Linked DNA regions of Homo sapiens: region 2 is linked to region 1. Evidence: chromatin loops called from intact Hi-C (ENCODE). Cell type or tissue: GM12878. All regions are shown on one strand. Each heading gives the region's core, and the rest is flanking DNA. Links, peaks and the distances in the headings are about the cores only. Region 1 overlaps MEF2C-AS1 (MEF2C antisense RNA 1). Region 2 overlaps MEF2C-AS1 (MEF2C antisense RNA 1).

The links. A loop is a pair of places that touch in the nucleus more often than their neighbours do. Peaks named below come from ENCODE experiments on the same cell type or tissue, not always from the same donor. Only the 100,000 strongest peaks of a DNase experiment are listed, where the experiment ranks them.
Region 2: a loop joins it to region 1, with 9 times the contacts of the local background. A loop is called at or near these places in 1 of 110 quality-filtered maps.

The regions. Positions count from the first base shown.
Region 1 is chr5:89,340,632-89,346,021 of GRCh38, forward strand. The region is part of intron 7 of MEF2C-AS1 (MEF2C antisense RNA 1); the gene reads left to right. Among named protein-coding and RNA genes, the nearest start is that of LINC02161, 240 kb to the right of the region's middle. RefSeq lists an enhancer at 2,210-2,259. In GM12878, for the core only: no CTCF peak of the experiment used is centred there; DNase peaks (open chromatin) are centred at 1,590, 2,140 and 3,220; H3K4me3 peaks cover 408 bases; H3K27ac peaks cover 4,207 bases.
Region 2 is chr5:89,230,160-89,235,549 of GRCh38, forward strand. The region is part of intron 7 of MEF2C-AS1 (MEF2C antisense RNA 1); the gene reads left to right. Among named protein-coding and RNA genes, the nearest start is that of LINC02161, 350 kb to the right of the region's middle. In GM12878, for the core only: no CTCF peak of the experiment used is centred there; a DNase peak (open chromatin) is centred at 2,222; H3K4me3 peaks cover 958 bases; H3K27ac peaks cover 3,643 bases.

The DNA.
Region 1 (5,390 bases), core at 202-5,201:
GTTTCAAGTTGATAAATTATGAGACAACTCCTTCTTTCAATATTTATATTAAAATCTTATAGCTGTCACCATGGAACAAAAAGACCCTTTAAGTAACATTTTTTCAAGAAGTCAGTGCCTAAGTTTGATGTTCACTTTCTTGCAAAGATAATAACTTTTGCTAATTTACAAACCATTTTCAGTAGACTATCTCCTGTCTAAAAAACTTCAATGTATTAAATATTTTCATTCAATTTCTGTGTCAAATTATTGCATGGAAATAAAAATATTTTAAAAACCAAAATTATCATGATCTGCTTATTTTCTCCATATATCTAATTTATAAATTATATGTTTATAAATTTGCATTTTGTAGTTCTCATGATAAACCTATAAGATAAATATTATTATTTCTATTTTAATGTTGGAAAACTGATACTTAGATATTTAAGTGACTTGAACATCTTACAGGTTGTAAATAACAAAATTGAGATTGATTTTATTATTTTATTTTTTTCAAAAGTGAATGACCTCAACCCCTCTTGCTTAACAATTTGTGGTATAGTGTAAAACATATGGACTATGGACAGAAAAGTTTGAAGTTGGATCAGTAAGAATTGAACATTGAGTAAAAGTTTTAAAATACCTTTAATTGTTCAAAGACCAAAGATGGATTTTTGAAAAACAACATCAACTTAATACAATGTACATTTACTGTTACATGTAGAAGGACATGTGGATTATCACTGATAAACTAATATTCTGCTAATTTCTTTTTTGTTCAATTTTTTTTACAACTGTCTGTCCCTGATAGCTTTTGTTAAAACTATGTGGCAATCCTAGTTGATCTGAACTGAAATAGAAAAGGTTCATGAGAAAATAAAAAGCTAGACCAACTAAAACACAGACTGAAATGAAAACAAGATCTTTTAGGAGAACGGTCAAAAAACAATGAATTGGTCCAAAATGTAGATAAAGGAAAGTTCATTTAAAAAAACTGATCAATAATGCAAAAGTTAGATGAAAACAATTAAAATGTATTACTCTCATGGTAGTAAATATGAATTAAATATAAAAATTTGGGGACCATTATAGTGAAAGTTTGTTTCTTATTTAAACACTTTAAATTAATCCAGTATTATTATTAATTTTAGCAATATAGGATTTGTTTTCTGCTCCAACCCAATCTGGAAGTATCTTTTTCTGCAAAAATAGAGGTGTTACAAACACTCCTTATCAATACAATTTAGACAGAACCCAGAGATGGTTTAGCAAGTTTCAGGGAGTCCATCTACAGCTACAGAGGGAAAACATAATTTCCCACCATAAAAAGTAGCAGCGAGCATAGTGCAGGGTGTTTTAGATAGAAGGAAAAAACCTCCTGGCAATATAATTGATAAAAATTATGCACTTAAAGTAACTTTTGAACAGTTGCAAAAGCAAATACTGAATATCTTTTGTAAAGAGCATATGTGATCTGAAACCAAGAAGACAAATCCCAGCTACTGCTGCCCTGGGAGAAGAGCTGTATGAGGCACACAGAAGAGAATGAACATCACCCACATGCCTTTCATATATTTATAACTTCCCATTTCATGGTCAAAACCAAAAACATCTTGACAGTAGCTACTGGAGTGGGTAACTTGACTTGGTGGGTTTCCCCGAGTCTGAAACTTTATGTCAATAGTTTGATGGCAGAGATACATGGTAGTGTCTCCTTTATAACCAAAGGGACTTGTTAAATAGATGCAATAAAAGCTTACAGAAATACATAAGGCATTATTAAGTCATGCATTTCTTATACGTAAAAACTTCTGATCTTATTGTTTATTTTAGAAACTTCATGCAAATGGGAAGAAATTGGGCTGAATGCATTCACATAGTATAAGATACTATTTAAAGAGAGAGGATAGGCAAACATGAAACTGAAATTTTCATAACAAAGAAAAAGATAAAAGAAAATAGTTACCCTTTGTTTAGTCTCTGTTAGAGAACAAATACTCATAATTAAACTGTAACTGGAATCAAAATGTAGTTTGGGATAAACAACCTAACTGGCCTCCAAGATAAATTACAGTACTCATTTCTCTATTGTTGGTTTGTTTTCTCCAGTTTCACCAGGAAGCAGGACTGTGGGGATTCTGTACTTGTATGTCACCACTAAGCAGCTTCTTTCATGCCAACAAGCTTAGTAACTTGTTTGAGTCTGGCCACTTGCACACCATCTGGAACTACTTCACATTCTTATTACAAAAAAGAGAAAGAGAAAAAAAGAATGCATGATGCTGCTGTGTTGCCTTTCATTTGTAGAGTTTGCTGGGCATCTTCCTGACTCAGGTGTTCATTCCTCCTGGAGTCACCCAACCAACCATAATATAGCTGACATTAGGTTCAACCACAGAATTAGTCCCTAGAAATATGTGAGTTCTGAATCTTGTGACATTCCTCTAGATTTCCAAGAAAAAAAATGTAGTTTTATTTTTAAACATTTAATTTTCAGTCTTTTGTGGGTTTCAATTTGTATTCCTCAATTTGCTGTAATTCTTCTGAAGATATAACCAATTTGTGAGGAAATCTGACCAAGGAAGTTTGTTCTAAAGGAGAAACAGCTTACATGGTATGTGTTTTGGCTTATAGTTTGCCATGGGTTGGGATGGAGTGTAGGTAGGGTGGGGGTGAGATAGGGAGAGGGTGAACAATGTGTCCATAGAGAGCTGAAGCTCTATTTTAATCAGGGATACCCCTTTCACCAAAATGTTTGTCGGTGCTCTACTAGTTATTCGTTTCTTAGGATAAACTAAAATGAAGAAACTAATAAAAAAGGTTCTTAGGTTAAAGCTTCATCTGTTTAAAATTTGTGGAAAACATATCTATTCATGACTTTATAAAATGCAAAAGTTTTAATACACACTTAATATTTTGATCTATAACTAACATTGAATAGTTTAATACAGAAAAAGAAAACTTTTGATTATATAGTGCTTATAGTGTAAAGAAACCTCCAAGTACTCTCTTTGAAAATTATTAACCTTAACTCTCCTGCCAGATTTTATGATTGTTTCATTTTCATACCGTTGCAAAGAAAAGAAGAGACCTTCTTTCTTGTTGACCTCCCTAGAGTAGGGGGTCAGTAATTAAGGCACACGTGCCAAACAGGACCCAAGGACTTATTTTCATTGGCATTCATGCTAGTAGACTCCTCTTGAGAGAATAATCACCAGCTGCATTTTGCAACATGTGAGAATGTGTGGGTGGAATAACCACTTCCCCACTTATCTTTTGCTAGTCTCAATATCACTATGCCCCACCTGGCTCACGAGAAGAACAGGTGCTACAAGCTAGGCTCACCACTTGTTTAAAGGATGTTAACCCCCAGCTGGGCCCACAGCCCGGTACTTGGTCCATTATCAGAATATGGGAGGTGTTGTAAAGTGAGAAAAATAAAACCAGTATTTATTGAGCAGTTTATACCTGTGAGACAGTCTTTATAATCTTCAGAGAAGTTAAAGAACTTTTCCAGGATGACAGAGTCACAACAAGTTTGGGTGATTTGAACCTATAGCTTCTAATTCCAAAGTCTATTATAATTTCACTATATATATTTCCATGTCTTCCTAGAAGAAAACAGCTATTATTTTTCAGAAGAAATATCTTAAACTGTTATCCTCAGAAAGCAGTGTTCCAAAGGCTGATAATTTGTCATAAAAGAAGTGTGTTGTGATAAACTGTTTGGAGATCTGTGAGTTAAAATTCAATCTCTCCCCACATAGACTTCTTGGAGCCTTTAGTATGTAAAAATGCATTGAGAATCTTTGAGAGAGATCAGGATGGCTAACTTATTTTCATGTGATGCATCTGTTAATACCTCCTTGAATCTGTATGCTACTGAATGGCATGGGAACTGCTTTGAAATGTCTAGGAAGTCCATTCCACTTATCATGGGTGAAAAATGACTTTGTGCATTTGGATAATAATTATAAATGATATTAAAATAATCATTTGTGATATGAAAAAATAGAATAGAGAAAGATTATTTATCTATGCACTACAAAACTTATTAGTTGAGTTTGAGGTGACCTATTTATTTGATATTTGAATGTGACATCTTTATTTTCTCAACAAAATTTTAATTGGCAATGTGTTCTCATGGCAACAAAACTTATCACAATTCCAAACAAAGAATGAATGTGTAAGGACTAAAGAAAGCTTTTTGTGAATACTGTTCTACTTGCAGGAAACTGTTAATTTATTATTAAAAGACAATTTTTAGTGCCTACAATAAGCCATCCATGGTAGTAGATGTAGAGAAGAACTTAACATGGCCTTTGAGGGCCTCATTGCCTAAATGGAGAAACAAGTTTACTACAACAAATAAAACAAGCTCCTTTTGAGAGAAAGTATCAGCCTATGTTCCCAAACTAGCCCATATCAGCTGCCTATATTACATAGCCAATTCAATGGTAACATTATTCTTGTGGCCTGCTGAGGATTCAGTAGAAGTCAAAATTTGTCATGAGTTTTCTGTGTTTGAGGCAAAAAATATTCCTCGCTCCCAGTGTTCTTGGTCATTAATGATCTTTGTAAAAATTTTGATCAGCCAGCTATTGGTTTGTAGGCTTTTTGTACCCCACCCTGAAAGGTATAGGTGCTCCTTCATCTATCCCTGGGACCTGGGTGTGGATGAGGAGCCCAGCCTGTTGTACCTGATAGCTGGCTGCAGACTGTCCTCAGAGATCTTTGCTTAGGAACACTGGATCCCACTTCTGTTTTCTTATATTCTACTCTTCCCTCTGCTCCCTCATGAATTTGATTTTGTGGATACCCAGTGCCTTATTTGGTAATAATACCAAATACCCCTAATTTTTCTACTGTATTCTTTCTTACATGTCATTGCATGCTTTGTTTATGGCAGGGTAACCTGTACCAACACCCAGCTTATAGACACAAACCTATACACAGAGAACTAGGGAGGACTGAAAAAACCCTTAAGAAGAAAACCTTAACTCTGTCTGGAAGGTCAAGAAAATATCAATGAGACCGTTTAAGCAGTCTTGGGAAATGAATGAGAATTGTGATAGGTAACACTGAGGGTGGTAGTTGGAAAGAAGACATTCTAGACTGAATGAACACCTTATGTAAAAACACACAGTGAGAGTGGTGAACAGCAAAACTGTTATATGACTAGAACATAGAATGTTAAGGTAGGATGTGGTTGAACATGCCAAAAAGTGTGCATAAACACATGGACATTAAATATCAAAAAGATTTTATATAGAAGTAACAAATCATATATAAATCTTAGTAATTTTACTCTGGCATTGACTTAGAGGGTACAAATTGAAGGTAGGTATGCCCTTATTTGAGAAATTATGTGAGTCTGAACTTAACAGTTGAACCAAGATTGTACTACA
Region 2 (5,390 bases), core at 247-5,246, 110 kb before region 1:
ATGACTGCAGCAAGCCTGAAGCCTGGGGCCATGGTGGCTGGCCTGGAGCTTGGGTCCTTAAGAGCTAGCCTAGTGCTAGGGTATGCCTGGAACCTGAAGCCATAGGGTTGTTCTGGTGCTGTCATGGGCCTAAAACCTGGGTGTACAAGGGCAGGTCTGGCACCAGTGCATGCCTGGAGCCTGGGTCCATGGTGTGTGGCCTGGAGCCTGAGTCTGTGGGAGCAGGTATGGGTTCTGGCTTCATGAGGCCTATCCGGCCTTGGGCCAGCCTATAGCCTGTGCTGGGTCAGGCCTGGGGACTGTGTCTGTAGGGAGTGGCCTATAGCCTGGAGTTGCAGGGACCAGTCTGGTGCTGGGGTTCACAGCAATATCAGGTGATCAGTTTGTACTTCCGCCAAGCACAGGGTATCTCTTTCTATACCATACTTACTGAGCTAGGGGGAGGGATAATGAGGGTAATGTGAAACTGTCCTTTCTGCCTTCTTCAAAGCATCTTTTTCTTATTTATGTGCTCCTGTCAGGTGCTGTAATCTCTCACCTGAATTTCTTAGCTCTTGTGAAGTTATTTCCATGTGTGTATGGAAGCTGTTCAAACTGATATTTCTGTGAGGAGATGAGTGCTGGTCTCTCATCTCATCCTCTTGCTGATGTCACTCTCAGGGTCATTAAAGACATTATTTGTTGTATCATTTTTAATTTCCACTATTCCTTTTTGTTTTTTTCTTTAAATTTTCTTTTTTCTACTTACATTACCCATCTATTTTTGCGTGTTGTCTACTTTTTCTGTTGAAGCCCTAACACATTAATCATATTTGTTATTTTAAATTCCTGTCTTATTCTAACATGGAATGTCATGTCTGAGACTGTCCTGATGATGCTTGCTTTGTCTCTTCAGACTATGTGTCTTCTTTTCTTTTAGTATACCTTGTAAGTTTTTTGCTTGATGTGATATATTAGATAATAAGAACTTTCATAATTAGGCTTATAGAGTAAGGATTTATGTTAATTTTGCTGAGAGTTGGTCCGTGTTTATGTTTGCTGTAGCTAATATGTGCCAGAAGCTTTAAATTCCTCTAGTGTCCTTGATGTTTCTCTCCTGTTGACTTTGGACACCCTTAAATGTTCCTCCTCAAAGACAGTGGACATCTTGAAGCTCTTTCAGCTATGGTCCACTGTTGTTATACCAGAGTGCTGTTGCTGTGCAAAGGAACGCAAGAGGTGAAAAATTCTGTAATCTTACAATTAAACACTACTCTTTCAGTGGGCCTGTGTTTTAGGGCTATGACTTTGGTAAGTGTTTTGCCAGTGGTATAGGTTTCCCTTAGGCCTCTTCTCTACTTCTCCGGCCGTAGCATTCCTAACCTATTTCCTTGAAGCTTTAACTCCTGCTTCTGGCTGAAGGATCTTTGTTGGCTCTTCGCTGTGAGAATCTGGTGGGATTCCTTGAGGTAAAGCCAACAAAATTGTGGGGCCTCCCTAAGTCTGTGACCCCAGGAATTTTACACTCTCATGCTAGTCCATTCAGCCTTTGCAATGTGGCAAAATTACCATTTAAGTGCTCCTACCATTTTATGAGCTCCAGAGACTTCTACCCCAGGTAAGCAAATCTTTCCTGGAATACTGTGAATCTCTGGATTTGGCTGTCTTTCCAGATATCTAGATAGAAATTTACCCTGTAATCTCAGTTCTCTCAAGAAAAGTCGTTGCATTTCTGTTTGTTCAGCTCTTTCTTATTGTAAGAACAGGAGTGATGATTTCCAAGCTCTTTACATGTCTGAGCTTATAGTAGAGTTACTCATGTATAGTTGAATCCTGAAGTGCACAGTATTGGTGAACCTTGAAAAAAAGTAACTGAAGAGTAGAACATGAAAAGAAATGAGGAAATATTTTCTAGCTTAAATAAGTTTATGGAACAATTTTGATCTGTGGCTGTGTCAAAGTTAGTAAACTAGATGACAATTTACTTTTTCTCCAAAAATTTATATGAGCTATACTTTCAATTTGGGTAATCAATGAAATTCCCCATTTTGCTTCCCATGCATATAAGACACTGCTTTGATGACCAGTTGACATGAGAAAGATTTTTCATAGGAAGTGGCATAAAATTTAGTGATTCATAAAGTGTGTCATGGGACTGTATAGATATTATTATTTTGTATGTAAAACTGTCTTCAAAAGACCACAATGATCTCGGTTTCACTGAGAAGTCACATGTTGATGCAAACCTTATGTTCACACAGTGGTTGCCTTTTAGTACATCAAACGTTAGTGAACATCATTAGATCAAATGACTGTAAAAGGTCTTAAGTGGAATGATTTTGATCTGCTCTACACATTTCCCACTGGATTTTTGTCCACATTACATAATCGCTGTACATTTGGCACAGTATGTTGCCTTTGAAAAAGCTTCAAGATTAAGAAAGCATGAAGACAGGATTGCCCATAAAATCAGAAAGGAGCACTAGAAATATATATGCTGCAAAAACTAAAACCTTTCTTCCTCATTCAGTGTAAACTAAAAGCTCATGCTGAGCTAAAGCTTTATGATTAAGAACTCAACGTAGATAAACATTAAAAGCTATTTCACACTATTTGTCTTCTGATTTGGCAAGACATCAGTATTAAAAAATCTATTTAGTAATGATTTCTAAAATTCTTAACCCTGTACAGAAGGTCTTATTTACTCTACCGTGGTCAAACAGCCTGGAAAAATTAAAATAAAAAAAAAATAGTCAATTTGCATAGGACAAGTTAGTCTGAGAGCATTTCTTCTTTAAGAGAGCATAAAAGTGAAAGAAGATCCCCTGGATGTGGGTAGTTTTAGAGGGAATATTGACAACTGAGCAAATATTAAGCATACTTTTCCAAATTGAGATCATTTGCATTTAGCTTTTAATATACAGCCTTCCCTTTTCCTATCTCATAGCAGCTTCTTCAGTGTAATTAGATTTAATTAGAAGCAGTGACATCAACTTCAAAAGCTGTGGATTGTGCTCAGAAGTCACCTTTGGAATCACTATAAAATGTTTGCCCATTTTAGTAAGCAAGACATTTAAACTTGCAGTCTGTTTAACCAGAAAAGAATAAAAGTGAAAGAGATGTTTGTGGTGATTCAAAGGTGACTTTTGAGCACATTCCACAGCCTTTGAAGTTGTCACTGAGCCTAATTAAACTTCTCCTTCGTGTTTATTCTTTTGCAATTAAATGGACTTCAAGTTTAAATGTTCTTTTACAAGGAATTTTAATTATTACAAATGCAAAGTTTTATTTAGGGCCTGTTTCCACCTAGCCGTAATCAATAATATTATTTCCATGAGTAAGAGAGGTTAGGAGGCCCAAGCAACAAAATCAGAGTGAACATTTTGGAAAACAATATTTGTTGGGAATAGCCCAGGGGAATATCAAAAGATGTGCTGGAGCAAGCTTTCACCAGCTCATCAGAGCTAATTGTTAAATTTTCACTAATTTTGCAAGCCAGTTGTTCAAGGCCATCATCATCATCATCATCATCATCATCATCATCATCATCAGTCATCATTTGAGGCACATCTTGCTGTGTCACCCAGGCTGGAGTGCAGTGGCACAATTATGGCTCACTGCAACCTTGACCTCCTGGGCTCAATTGATCCTCTTACCTCAGCCTCCCAAGTAGTTGGGACTGCAGGCATGCATCACCATGCCTGGATAATTTTTGTATTTTTTCTAGAGACAGGATCTCCCTATGTTTCCCAGGCTGGTCTCTAATTTCTGGGCTTAAGTGATCTGCCCTCAAGGCCATTATTAAAAATATTTGTAATGCAAGCTTACAATTAAATAAATTATATTGAAATAAAAAAGATGTATTTAAATACATTATTTCCTAATTCATTTACTGCTTTTTACTGTTACCTTTGCCTTCATGATTATTCACATTGACTATATCATAGTGGAAATACTGAACAATGATGTATTATTGTGTATCTCTTCATAATTCCCTATCCATCGATGCCACATCAGTAGTTTGAATCAGCCATGGTGGTAGCGTTTACACCATGAAAATTACTAAATGTTAATAATTGGGGATTGAATTATTGTTTTGTTGATTGTACAAACTTAAGAAAGTGATGGAGAAAATGTTAACCCGGCAGGTTAAATTTCAGTGCCTCGCTTGTGTTCATTACATTATGAATAGCATAAAAATTGAGGAGCTAGTCTTCCAATATTTGAAAATTATTATTTGATTCAATGAAGTTACTCATACATAACTGACAAATAGGTGCATTCTGCTATATCTTTACTGTATCACTTTCATCTTTCTCATTATATTGTGTGCTACATGCCCTTTATATTGGTACAATTTATAATTAACTTGTGTACATAGATGCACACACACTTTTTTTTCCCCCAGAGAAGTAGTTGTTATACCAGCAAGCCACTAGAAGTATATAAGAAACCATGAGGGTAGGGCTATATTTGAGATTCTATAGTAGTATTGGTAACAATTATCTTGATATGTAATAGGGAAAAGAACTTTTCATGATATAGAATTAATTGCCTATTGTGAAATCAACAATTTTATTGAGCTGCCAAATTGCTACCTGCTTTTCTTAAAGTAGCATTAACTTCTTTTTGTTAGTGTAGTGTCTCCATGCTTCTAAAGTTGATGTAGTAACAGGATGTTGGCTTCAGCTTATAGGCTCCCTTTATGAGTGCTGTTTTGGTGAGGAGTGCATCGGAATAACTTACTGAACCCTTTTTTTTTCTCAGAATTCTGCCAACCTTCTGAGTCAACATTTAAGACCCTTGTCTTTGACAGATATCATTTATAGGTTTGAAGATACACATACTAATTTTGGTAAAATTTAATTTTCAATTATAGCAAATAATGTTCATTGGTTTTGTTTTTAGTACATTTTGTATTTCTTTCTATTATAAAAGAGATTTTTTCCTAGGTGCTTTTCTTAAGTCTGTGTTCAGCTTTCTTCCACTCTTACTTGATTTAATATGTGACTACATGGTTCAAAACGGAGAAAAGAAAAAAAAAGCAGCAGATTTAGAGGTCATTAGATTATGACTGCAGAGTTACATAATGGTTTTCTCATGCATGTCCGCTAATTTATTGTTTCCATGTCTGAGATGGACAGAGGTTAATGGGCAGATGGAGAGAAGCTTCATCTTAGGGCATAAAAAATTTCTTTCTTTACATCTCTCTTCCCCTTATTTTTTAACTTAGGTCAAAAAATATTAATAGAGAGTGATCACTGCATAGAGGACATTCTTCCTAGAAAGATTTCTGTCTTCATTGTGGGAAATATTTGATGCTCTGCTTAGAGTGTCCTAAATTATAAAATAGATAGTTGTTTTTGAATATATCCCATCCTTGGAGGGGAAGACCAGTTCTCACGTTATAT